Regions from separate parts of the Homo sapiens genome. Here region 1 is linked to region 2. A link is an interaction called in ENCODE POLR2A ChIA-PET data of the cell type or tissue named here. Cell type or tissue: K562. All regions are shown on one strand. Each heading gives the region's core, and the rest is flanking DNA. Links, peaks and the distances in the headings are about the cores only.

Region 1 (7,929 bases), core at 2,260-6,259, 670 kb after region 2:
CGCCTATAATCCCATCACTTTGGGAGGGCAAGGTGGGTGGATTACCTGAGGTCAGGAGTTGGAGACCAGCCTGACCAACATAGTGAAACCCCACTGCTACTGAAAAATGCAAAATTAGGCCTGGTGTGGTGGTTCACACCTGTAATCCCAGCACTTTAGGAGGCCGAGGCATGTCACCTGAGGTCAGGAGTTCGAGACCAGCCTGGCCAACATGATGAAACCCATCTGTAATAAAAATATAAAAAATTAGCTGGGCATGGTGGCAGGCACCTGTAATCCCAGCTACTCAGGAGGCTGAGGCAGGAGAATTGCTTGAACCCAGGAGGCAGAGGTTGTAGTGAGCCAAGATCATGCCATTGCACTCCAGCCTGGGCAACAAGAGCAAAACTCCATCTCAAAAAACAAAAACAAAATACAAAATATAAAATTAGCTGGGCGTGTTGGCACATGCCTGTGATCCCAGCTACTTGGGAAGCTAAGGCAAGAGAATTGCCTGAACCTGGGAGGCGGAGGATGCAGTGAGCTCAGATCACACCATTGCACTCCAGCCTGGGCAACAAGAGCGAAACTCTGTCTCAAAATAAATAGATAAATAATTAAAACAAACAAACATAGAAAAGGTACAGTAAAAATACAGTATTATAATCATTTTTTTTTTTTGAGATGGAGTTTCACTTTTGACACCCAGGCTGGAGTGAGATGGCGTGATCTTGGCTCACTGCAAACTCTGCCTCCTGGGTTCAAGCGATTCTCCTGCCTCAGCCTCCCGAGTAGCTGGGATTACAGGTGCCTGCCACCATGCCTGGCTAATTTTTCTATTTTTAGTAGAGACAGGGTTTCATCATGTTGGCCAGGCTGGTCTCGAACTCCTGACCTCAAGTGATCCACCCACCTCAGCCTCCCAAAGTGTTGGCATTACAGGCATGAGCCACTGCGACCAGCCACAGGATTATAATCTTAAGGGACGACCATTGTATATCTGGTCCATTCCTGACCAACATGTTATTATGCATATGCAATACTTTTTGGTAGCAACAGGGTTTTGCCATGTTGCCTGGGCTGGTCTGGAACTCTTGAGCTCAAGCGATCCCCCCGCCTCAGCCTCCCAAAGTGTTGGGATTATAGGCGTGAGCCACCGTGCCTGCAGCTGGCCTAGATATGTTTAGATACACAGATGCTTACCAGTGTGTCATACATTCAGTATGGTGACATGCCATACAGGTTTGTAACCTTGGAGCAATAGGCTATACCATAAAGCCTAGGTGTGTGGTGGGCTATCCCATCTAGGTTTTTTTTTTTTTTTGAGACGAAGTCTTGCTCTGTCGCCCAGGCTGGAGTGCAGTGGCATGATCTTGGCTCACTGTAGCCTCCAACTCCTGGGTTAAAGCAATTCTCCTACCTCAGCCTCCCAAGTAGCTGTGACTACAGGCCTGCACCACTATGACCCACTAATTTTTGTATTTTTTTGTTTGTTTGTTTGTTTGTTTTTGAGATGGAGTTTCACTCTTGTTGCCTAGGCTGGAGTGCAATGGCATGATCTCGGCTCACTGCAACCTCTGCCTCCTGGGTTCAAGCGATTCTACTTCCTCAGCCTCCTGAGTAGCTGGGACTACAGGCACATGCCACTGCCCCCGACTAATTTTTGTAGTCTTTTGTAGAGATGGGGTTTTGCCATGTTGACTAGGCTGGTCTCGAACTCCTGACCTCAGGTGATCCACCCACCTTGGCCTCCCAAAGTGCTAGGATTACAGGCGTGAGCCACCATGCCCAGCCCCCATCTAGGTTTCTATGATGTTTGCACAATGACAAAATCACCTTACAACTCATTTCTCAGAGGGTATCTCCATTGTCAAGCAAGTCATGACTGTGTACAATTGATTTAGCCATTCTCTCATTGGTGCGTATTTGGGTTATTTCCAACTTGGGGCTATTATGAGGAAGATTTCTTTGAACATGTCTTTTTGTAGATGTATGCACTCATTTATCTTCAGTAGTTACCTAGGAGTAGATTAATAGGTAATACAAAAGGTGTATGTTTAGCTTTAATAGAAACTGCCAGGTACCTGCCAGGTTACCTAAGTGCATGTATCAGTTTACATTCCCACTAGCAGCTGGTGAGTATTACAGTTGCTCCATATCCTTGTCTACACTTGGTGTTGTCAGAATTTTGGCATTCTGGTTGGTATGTAATGGTATCTCAATGTGGATTTAATTTGCATTTCTGAAATTGCCTTTGTAAAATTATGAGAGTAAAAGAAGTCTGACATGGCTCATTCTATCTCGCTTCTAACCTGTAAACCATCTCTGCTCATTCTTGAGCATAGGCCAAGCCAACCATGGGAGGAATTATAGTTGATAGTTTAACTTGAAAGCAAGGATGATAATAGTCCTTGCCTAAAACCAGCCACCTCCTTGCTCAGGGACCAAAAACCAGCTTTGTAAAACTAATGAAAGACCACGAGATTAGGATTATGGGAGGAGGCTCAATTCTGCTAAAATGTCGGCATAGTTTCTATAATCCCTTACTACTCAGGAGTCATGTGACCAGAGGCCACAGGATTTGTGACTTCCCCAATTGCTCCTATAGATAACATCACTATTGTAGAATCTAAGATTGATCTTTTGAGATTATTTTAGATATTTTGGCAAACAACTGATCCTGCCCAATCCTGAGACTCATGACTTAATGGGTCCTGTGACCCCACTCAAAGGCAGACTCAGTGCAGGAGAACTGTTTTCCACACCCCAGTGATTTCATGCCCAACCAATCTGCAGCACCCATTCCCTGGCTCTCTGCCCACCAAATTGTCCATCAAAACCATCATCTCTGAGTTCTTAGAGAGATTTCAGTTCTCCTGTGCGGCCTTGCATCAATTAAACTTTTTTGTTGTTGAGACAGGATTTTGCTCTGTCACCCAGGCTGGAGTGCAGTGGCACAATCTCAGCTTACTGCAGCCTCAACTTCCTGGGCCCAAGTGATCCTCCCACCTCAGCCTCCTGAGTAGCGGGGACCACAAGCACTCACCACTTTCCTAGCTTTTTATTATTTATTTATTTTGGTAGAGATAGGGTCTCCCTCTGTTGCTCAGGCTGGAAACTCTTTCTTTGCTGCTATACCACAGTTTCAGTGAACTGGTTTTGTCTGTGCAGTGGGAAGGAAGAACTTGTTGAGTGATTACATTTCCTCAAAGAATAATAATGTTGAGTACCTTCTCTCTTTTTTTTCATGAATAAAATAGGATTCATTTTTTTTAACACCTTCTCATTGGACAACTTTGAGAAGAAGGCAGATAAGATTTGTCTTAATAGTCTTTTTTTTTTTTTTTTTTGAAACGAAGTCTCACTCTATTGCCCAGGCTAGAGTGCAGTGGCACAATCTCAGCTCACTGCAACCTTCACCTCCTGGGTTCAAGCAATTCTCCTGCCTCAGCCTCCCCAGTAGTTGAGATTACAGGTGCCCACCACTGTGCCCAGTTAATTTTGGTATTTTTAGTAGACACAAGGTTTTGCCATATTGGCCAGGCTGGTCTTGAACTCCTAACCTCAGGTGATCTGCCCTCCTCCGCCTCCCTAAATGCTGGGATTACAGGCGTGAGCCACTGCACCTGGTCTTGACTTAATTTTTTTTTTTTTTTTGAGACATAGTTTTGCTCTGTTGCCCAGGCTGGAGTGCAATGGCGTGATCTTGGCTCACTGCAACCTCCACCTCCCACCTCCCAGGTTCAAGCGATTTTCCTGCCTTAGCCTCCAGAGTAGCTGGGATTACAGGCGTGCGCCACCACACCCAGCTAATTTTGTATTTTTAGTGGAGATGGGGTTTCACCATGTTGGTCTGGCAGCTTCGAACTCCTGATCTCAGGTGATCCGCCTGCCTCAGCCTCCCAAAGTGCTGGGATTACAGGCATGAGCCACCTCGCCTGGCTGGTAGGTGTGATTCTTGATGGCACACAGGAAGAAGACTACTCTGACTACTGAGTTGAAAATAGACTATAAAGTAAGGTGGAAGAGGATGATGGCTCAGACCAGAGTGGTAATGACAAAGTGGGTGTGAAGTGGTCAGATGCAGAATATATTTTGAAGACACTGCTTACAGAACTGACAGATTCTGTGGGGACTAAGAGAAAGAAAGGGGTCAGGGGTCATCCCTAGGTATTTGACTTGAGCAAAAAGGTAAATAGAGATACTGCTTGGAGAGAATTGGGTCCTAAGCAGGTCCAGGGGATGGTGGACAAGGAATCAAGAATTCTGTTTTGGACATATCAAGTTTGAGATTCCTATTAGACATACAAGTGGAGACGTCAAGTAGGCATTAGATATCTGAGTCTGGAGCTCAGAAGACAGGGTTCAAGCTAGAGATATAAATTGAGAGTTGTCAGCATTGATAGTACTTAAAGATTAGTGCTGGAGAACATAACTTAGAAATGAGCATGGACAGAAGACAACTCCATGGGCATTCAACACTCAGAGGATGAAGCCGTCCTCACAGGGTTAACAAGAATTCTGGACAGAAACACAGTTTAAGCATTAATCAGGCTGCACTCTGACCTTCTTCCTTGTAACTGAAAGTCACATAACACTAGATACTGACCATCTGCATCCTTGTTGTTCCTATAGATAGGATGTCTCACATTAGAATCATCAGGCTACTATTTAAGAATTGCTTAAGGAGGCGGAGCTTGCAGTGAGCAGAGATAGCGCCACTGCACTCCGGCCTGGGCGAAAGAGCGAGACTCCGTCTCAAAAAAAAAAAAAAAAAAAAAAAGAATTGCTTCAGTAGATCCTGAATTCCAGCAGAACAGCTGATACTAACTGGTTTAAAGACCCCGCAGAGGAATCAAATCGGCATCAAAATTGTTTCTTCATCTCCCTGTCCCATAACTTCACCCTGCACTCTTCGACCAATCCACAGTCTCCATACTTTGGCCCACTCCAAAACCTTTAAAAACCCTCGCCCCGGCCGGGCGCGGTGGCTCACAGCTGTAATCCCAGCACTCTGGGAGGCCGAGGCGGGCAGATCACAAGGTCAGGAGATTGAGATCATCCTGGCTAACACGGTGAAACCCCGTCTCTACTAAAAATACAAAAAATTAGCCGGGCGTGGTGGCGGGCGCCTGTAGTCCCAGCTACTTGAGAGGCTAAGACAGGAGAATGGCATGAACCCGGGAGGCGGAGCTTGCAGTGAACCAAGATTGCGCCACTGCACTCCAGCCTGGGCAACAGAACAAGACTCCGTCTCAAGACAAAACAAAACGAAACAAAACCCTAGTCCCAAATTCCTAAGGGAGATGGATTTAAGAATTCCTCCCATTTCCTCATTCAGCAGCCCTATGATTAAACCTCTTTCTCTGCTGCAACCTGGTGTCTCAGCACATTGACTTGCCATGTGCATCAGTCAACAGAGCTATGAAGTTATAACGACATGAAGACAGGGGAAGGAGCTGCTAGGAAAACAGGAGGAAAACCAAGGGAATGTTGGTGCCCAGGAAGCCAAGTGAAGAGTGTGTTTCAAGAGGAAGGGTATGTATGATAAACTAGGTCAAATGTTGCTTAGACCTTGAATAAATGACAGCTGAAAATTGAATAGATTTGGCAAGAGGCTTCAAGTTGCTTCTTATTCAAGAGAGGAGCTAAGAAAAGTGAGGAAGAAAAGGGACCACCTGTATTGCTCTGGGAAAAAGCCAGAATATAATCCTTAACCAGGCTGAGGGTGAGGGTGGGGGATATTTAGAGAAAGAAGATGAAATGCTCCAGATTGTCCACATCAAATGCCTGTGTCTCAAGCCATCAGCCCAAACAAGGCAATTACTGAATCTTCTGGCTAGAAGGATCATCACTGAACAAAAGAATCCCTCGTCTTCCAGGGAACTACAGCCAAACTAACCACAGGTCTTAAAAATCCTATCCTTTAGTCTCCACCATTTATTATCTCCAAAACTTATTAGGTCCCTGGTGGGGAGGGGAGGATCTTGCAAAGAGAAGGGCTTCCTGGCTGAAGGGATCATTCTGGGATTTTATTCCTTCATTCATTAGGTATTTATGGAACCCCTATTATGGTCTCAGTAGTCTACAGATACTATGAAATCAGCAGAGAGCAAATCAGACAAAACTCCCTGCCCTCAGGGAGCTGATAGCCTCCACCGTCCCTGTACTTTCCTCTAGTCTCATTCTCTTTCTTCCACGCTCAAAGGCCCTACCTAAGGTTATCAGGCAGAATTGGACAGGTCCACCCATTACCCCCTGAGCCTTCAGAGGACATAAAAACTCTCCCTTTTAGAACAAAGTACAAAGATCAGCTCCCTTCTCAGAAGGTGAATTTTCCTCAGGGCCAAACTCACATCTGGAGTGCAATTAGTTTGGATGTCACCGCAGTTACCATGTTGGCTCCAGACAAAGCCCAGTCACAATTGAGGACAGGATTTTAAATCACAACTTTCCAGAGTCTCATTAGGTAATTGATGCTGATCACATTGCTTAACGGGGACCCATAAAATGCTTGCTATTTATATTACAATGGGTAGAGAAAAGGCTCAACTAACCAGATAACTAACAGATGATATGAGGGACTAGACCAAGGGGTATAAAGAGGAACGGAGACCTGGTGAAGTTTGCCTGTCTCTGTGTTTTAACTTTTTGTTGGTGAAAATTATTTGACCAGATTCAGAAGAGACTGTGCCCTGGTCTTCACAAAGCCCAAAGCCGCTCTTCCCAAGAGCAAGAGACTGAGATAAGAATTGTCATTTAATAGGATTTTCTACAGCTGGCTAAATCGTTTGCTAAGTGAGCAATTTCAATCATCCTTTCTCTATCCGCTAGGAGGGAGTTAAGCTCATTTCTCTTCTATCCTGTACCCCCACCTCTCATAGCCTCACTCCCTCACCAGTTATTAGCTGGAAAGATGGTCTGGTTGAGGTACAGAAGGCACAGATTGTAGCAAAACACTTTGGGCCAAGCTGAGTTCGCCACATCATGAGGCTGTAAGAGTCAACCCCATTCCCCACCCTGCACACCCCACAGCACCCTTAGGGACCCATGAACACCCTCTATATGCCAGTCTCTCCAGAACAGAGGTCCCAGGGCAGGCCAATTCCCCTGATACTCACCAAGAAGGGTTGTAACACTTCCCACTGCAGAAAAGGGGTGGGAATGAGATTCATTTATTTCCATTATTGAGACTTTTCTTGGGGCTTTTATTTTATTGGGGCTTTTCAACAGGGAGCTTTCATTAAATCCCATAAACCAAGGCATATAAGGCATCCTCATAACCACCAGGTATTTGGAAGAGATCCTGGGGAGAAGAGGAAGATGATATGGGGAGGTAAAAAGCCAGGCCATCTACCAACATATGGGCTGAAATTGTGGTTAATAGAGTATGTACCTGTTGAGTTAGAATTCATTTTTCCTGAGATTCTGCCTCTTGATTGGCCTGGGACCTCCCCACCCCTGGATTCACTTCGGCTTGCTCCATATGGATGCCTATTCTTCCTTTCTCCTCTTCCTCCTCTTCTCTTCTCTCTGTCCCCTCTTATATGCTTTTCTTTTCTCCATTTGCACTGGAATGGAGAGATGGTATGGTGTCTTGGCTAAAGGCAAGGGCTTTCTCCCCAAATTGATCTACAGCTTCAACAGAATCTCTATCAAAATCTCAGCTGGTTTCCTTGCAGAAATTGACAAGCTGATCCTAAAAATTATATGGAAATGCAAGAGACCTAGAATAACCAAAACAATCTTGAAAAAGAACAAAGTTTGAGGATTAAGGCTTTCTGATTTCAAACCTTACTACAAATCTATAATAATCAAGACAGTGTAGTACTGGCCTAAAGACAGACTTGTAGATCAATGGAATAGATTTGAGGTGACAAGCAGTGGGTAGCACACACCTGTAGTACCAGCTATGTGGGAAGGTGAAGTGGGATGATCACTTGAGCCCAG
Region 2 (4,000 bases), core at 1-4,000:
ACAAATGCTCCAATCTGACTCGGAGAATACAATTTCCCATGAGCCTCAACCCAGGCATCACCATTGGAGGCACGGACAATTTTAAAGGGAACATTTTTACTGTAAGACACAAAAATTCTATTAGAGAAAACTACCTGAACAACTTACCATGACAAAATTACCACATACCATGAACATCCATCTTCCACCCCAAGAGACTCATTCATGGCCAACAAATGACAGTTTGTGAAATTCTTTAGAAAGCAATCACTAACATGGTTTATGAGAATTACAAGGCAAAATGAAATAAATAAATAAAAAGAAAGCAATCACTAACATATAAAAACATTATGATGAAACCTCAACATTCTTTATTTAGCGCCCCAGGCAGAAGATTTTTGCAGCCACTTTAGAATAATTTGATGAAACCGTTACTGTATGATCCAGCAATTCTACTCTCTAAGACAAATGGAAATATTTATGTCCACACAAAAACTTGTACACAAATGTTTATGGCAGCATTATTTCTAATAGCCAAAAAGCAGAAACAGCTCAAATGTCCATCACTTGACAAATGGATAAACAAAATGTGCTGTATGTCCATACAGTATAGTATTATTTGGCCATAAAAAGGAATGCAGTACTGACACATGCTACAACATGGATGAACCTTGAAAACATGCTAAGTGAAAGAAGCCAGTCATAGAGGTCCACGCAACTCCATGCATACAGAATTCATATTCTACTCAAGCTCAATAAAGCTGTTTAAATTTTTAAAAATATTTAGTTTATATATATATAGACAGAGACACACACAGTCTTGCCTTGTTGGCCTAGATGGTCTTAAACTCAGCCTCAGACAGTCTTTCCACCTCTGCCTCCTAAAGTGCTAGGATTACAGACATGAGCCACTGCTCTAGGCCTAAAACATTTTGTATACAACAGGAAACTCTACCTATGCTTCTAGTTTTTTTTTTTTTTGAGACAGGGTTTCACTGCTATTACTCAGACTGGAGTGCAATGGCATGATCTCAGCTCACTGGAACCTCCGCCCCTCAACGCTCAAGCCTCACTAGTAGCTGGGACTATAGGCGCGCACCACCGAGCTTGGCTCTTTTTTGTATTTTTTGCAGAGGTGGCTTTTCCCCAAGTTGTCCAGGCTGGTCTCGAACTCCTGAGCTCACCTCAGCCTCCCAAAGTGTTAGGATTACAGGTGTGAGTCACCCCACCGAGCCTCTAGTATGTCTATTTTAGAAAAAGGCAGGCTGGGCATGGTGGCTCACGCCTGTAATCCCAATAATTTGGGAGGCTGGGGTGGAAGGGTCAGTTGAGTCCAGGAGTTCAACACCAACTTGGGCAACATAGTGAGCCCCGTTTCTATTGGGAGGGGGGAAGAAAAAAGAAAAATCAAGTCTTTTTCTGTACTGGATCAACACATGATAGAACCTATGCCATTTCTGCCTTATGTATTCAACACTGAACTATGTGGTTTAGGAATGCTTTGCAAATTTTCATGTATCATGTCAATACATAGCAAAGACCTAATCTGTAAAGACAAAAATGAATTTTTTTCTTTTGAGACAGAGTCTCAGCAGCCCAGGCTGGAGTGCAGTGGCAGTGATCTCGGCTCACCGCAACCACCGTCTCCCGGGTTCAAGTGATTCTCCCGTCTCAGCCTCCTGAGTAGCCGGGATTACAGGCACCCACCATCATGCACAGCTAATTTTTGTATTTTAGTAGAGACAGGGTTTCACCATGTTGGCCAGGCTGGTCTTGAACTCCTGACTTCAGGTGATCCACCCACCTCGGCCTCCCAAAGTGCTAGGATTACAGGTGTGAGCCACTGCACTGGCCAAAAATGAATTTTTTAAAGGGATTACCCTTTTGGCAGTGGTACAGATTTCCCCTAGGGACAATAAGTAAAATTACTAAAGTAAGGTGCTCCAGGGATCCTCATCAACATGCTGAGGCTCTTCTGTGTGGCCCTTGCAAATAACTGCTTTTTGCAAAAAACTTTTGCTGTTACTCACATGTCTTTCTGTACTTCAGGATCATCATATCGCCGGCCAATGAGACGCTTGGTAGCATAAAATGTATTGTTTGGGTTGGTGACAGCCTGTCGCTTGGCCGGCATTCCAACAAGTCGCTCACCATCTGCTGTAAAGGCCACAACTGAAGGGGTGGTTCTGGCACCTTCGGCATTCTCCAGCACCTAAACTCCCAAAATGTGATAGAGAGTAAGTTTGTAGTTATCACTGGTATGTTTTTTGAGATGGAGTCTCACTCTGTCGCTAAGGCTGGAGTACAATGGCACAATCTTGGCTCACTGCAACCTCCGCATCCTGGGTTCAAGCGATTCTTCTGTCTCAGCCTCCCTAGTAGCTGGTACTATAGGCGTGCACCACCACACCAAGCTAATTTTTCGGCATTTTTTAGTAGAGACGGGGGTTTCACCATTTTGGCCAGGCTGGTCTCGAACTCCTGACCTCAGGTGATCTGCCCGCCTCAGCCTCCCGAAGTGTTGCGATACAGGCATGAGCCAATACGCCCAGCCTATTACTGGTATGTTTGCAGCAATCATTTAAGACACAGAAACAGCTCCCAAATTGCGAAACAAATGCACATCAACAATACTACCGGGCATGCTTTACTGCTGATAGTTAATGAACAGTAGATATTTAGTTAAGGTATCTTTAGCCCTTTACTTTCAAACTACTATTTTTTTTTTTTTTTTGAGAGGGAGTCTCGCTCTTGTCACCCAGACTGGAGTGCAGTGGCGCGATCTCGGCTCACTGCAAACTCCCTGTCCTGGGTTCAATTCTCCTACTTCAGCCTCCTGAGTAGCTGGGATTACAGGTGCCTGCCACCACACCCAACTAATTTTGTGTGTGTGTGTGTGTGTGTGTACTTTTAGTAGAGATGGGGTTTTGCCAAGTTGGCCAGGCTGGTCTCGAACTCCTGACCTCAGGCGATCCGCCCACCTTGGCCTCCCAAAATGCTGGGATTACAGGCTTGAGGCACTGCGCCTGGCTTTTTTTTTTTTTTTTGAGACAGAGTCTCACTGTCACCTAGGCTGGAGTGCAGTGGCACTGTCACGGCTCACTGCAGCATTGACCTGCCAGCCTCAGCTGATCCTCCCACCTTAGCCTCCAGAGTAGCTGGGACTACAGGGGCACACCACTATGCCCGGCTAATTTTTTGTAGAGACAGTGTTTTGCTATGTTGCCTAGGGTGATCTTCAACTCCCACACTCAAGTGGCCTCCCCAAGTGTTGGGATTACAGGCATGACCCACCAGGCCTGGCCCTGATTTACATTTTAAAAACTGCTTTGGTTGCTTAAGACTCTTGTCAGGTGAACCTTTGTAGTGCTGATAATTGTATGTATCTAACTTCCCAGAAAAGGATTTAAATGTGGTATAGAGGTAGGACTACTAATTTACTATTAAGAGGGGTGGGAATGGCTTGCACTGTTTGGTTACTCTGGTAACCACCAAAGTGCTGCATTTTCTAAATTGAAACAAAGTTGGGTGTGCAGAGACAGACTAGAAGTGGAGCTTCATCTCTGAAGTAATGCATGTTGTTCATTGGAGCAGGCTATTTCTTTTGAAGCCTCCTTACTCTGTACATGCAACCTTTATTCCCACCGGGTTCTTAGCAAGATTTAGAACACCTGGAATTCTTGACTCTTGCTTCTTCCATTCATGGCCTCTTTTGCTTTCATACTTCCTTTCCCCCCAATCTCCTCTTCTGAAATAACCTGAACTGTCTATGGTCTTCTTATCCCACTTGTTTGGCACCAAGAGATTATTCCTTCTCTTGGCCCTAATTTGGGCTTCTTGGCATTTTTCCTATATGCCTGATATCTGTGGCCAACCCCCCAAAAAACTTAGAAGTAGATATAATTCTCCATGTGGAAGTAAAGATTCTTGTCCCAACATTGGGTATGAAAAACCTGATCTATAGTCTCTTCTTTTTTTTTTTTTGAGACAAAGTCTCGCTCTGTCACCCAGGCTGGAGTAC

The links. ChIA-PET counts read pairs that join two places held together with the same protein. Peaks named below come from ENCODE experiments on the same cell type or tissue, not always from the same donor. Only the 100,000 strongest peaks of a DNase experiment are listed, where the experiment ranks them.
Region 1: POLR2A ChIA-PET joins it to region 2 with 5 read pairs; 3 of 35 experiments call an interaction of 5 or more read pairs at or near these places.

Annotation. Positions count from the first base shown.
Region 1 is chr5:139,234,523-139,242,451 of GRCh38, forward strand. No RefSeq gene overlaps it. Among named protein-coding and RNA genes, the nearest start is that of SNHG4, 36 kb to the right of the region's middle. In K562, for the core only: no CTCF peak of the experiment used is centred there; no DNase peak of the experiment used is centred there.
Region 2 is chr5:138,568,951-138,572,950 of GRCh38, forward strand. It overlaps HSPA9 (heat shock protein family A (Hsp70) member 9), which reads right to left. Exons shown (of 17, transcript NM_004134.7): 4 at 2,010-2,191; 5 at 1-99. It overlaps LOC105379193 (a long non-coding RNA gene), which reads left to right and starts at 2,128. Exons shown (of 3, transcript XR_001742900.1): 1 at 2,128-2,216. In K562, for the core only: no CTCF peak of the experiment used is centred there; no DNase peak of the experiment used is centred there.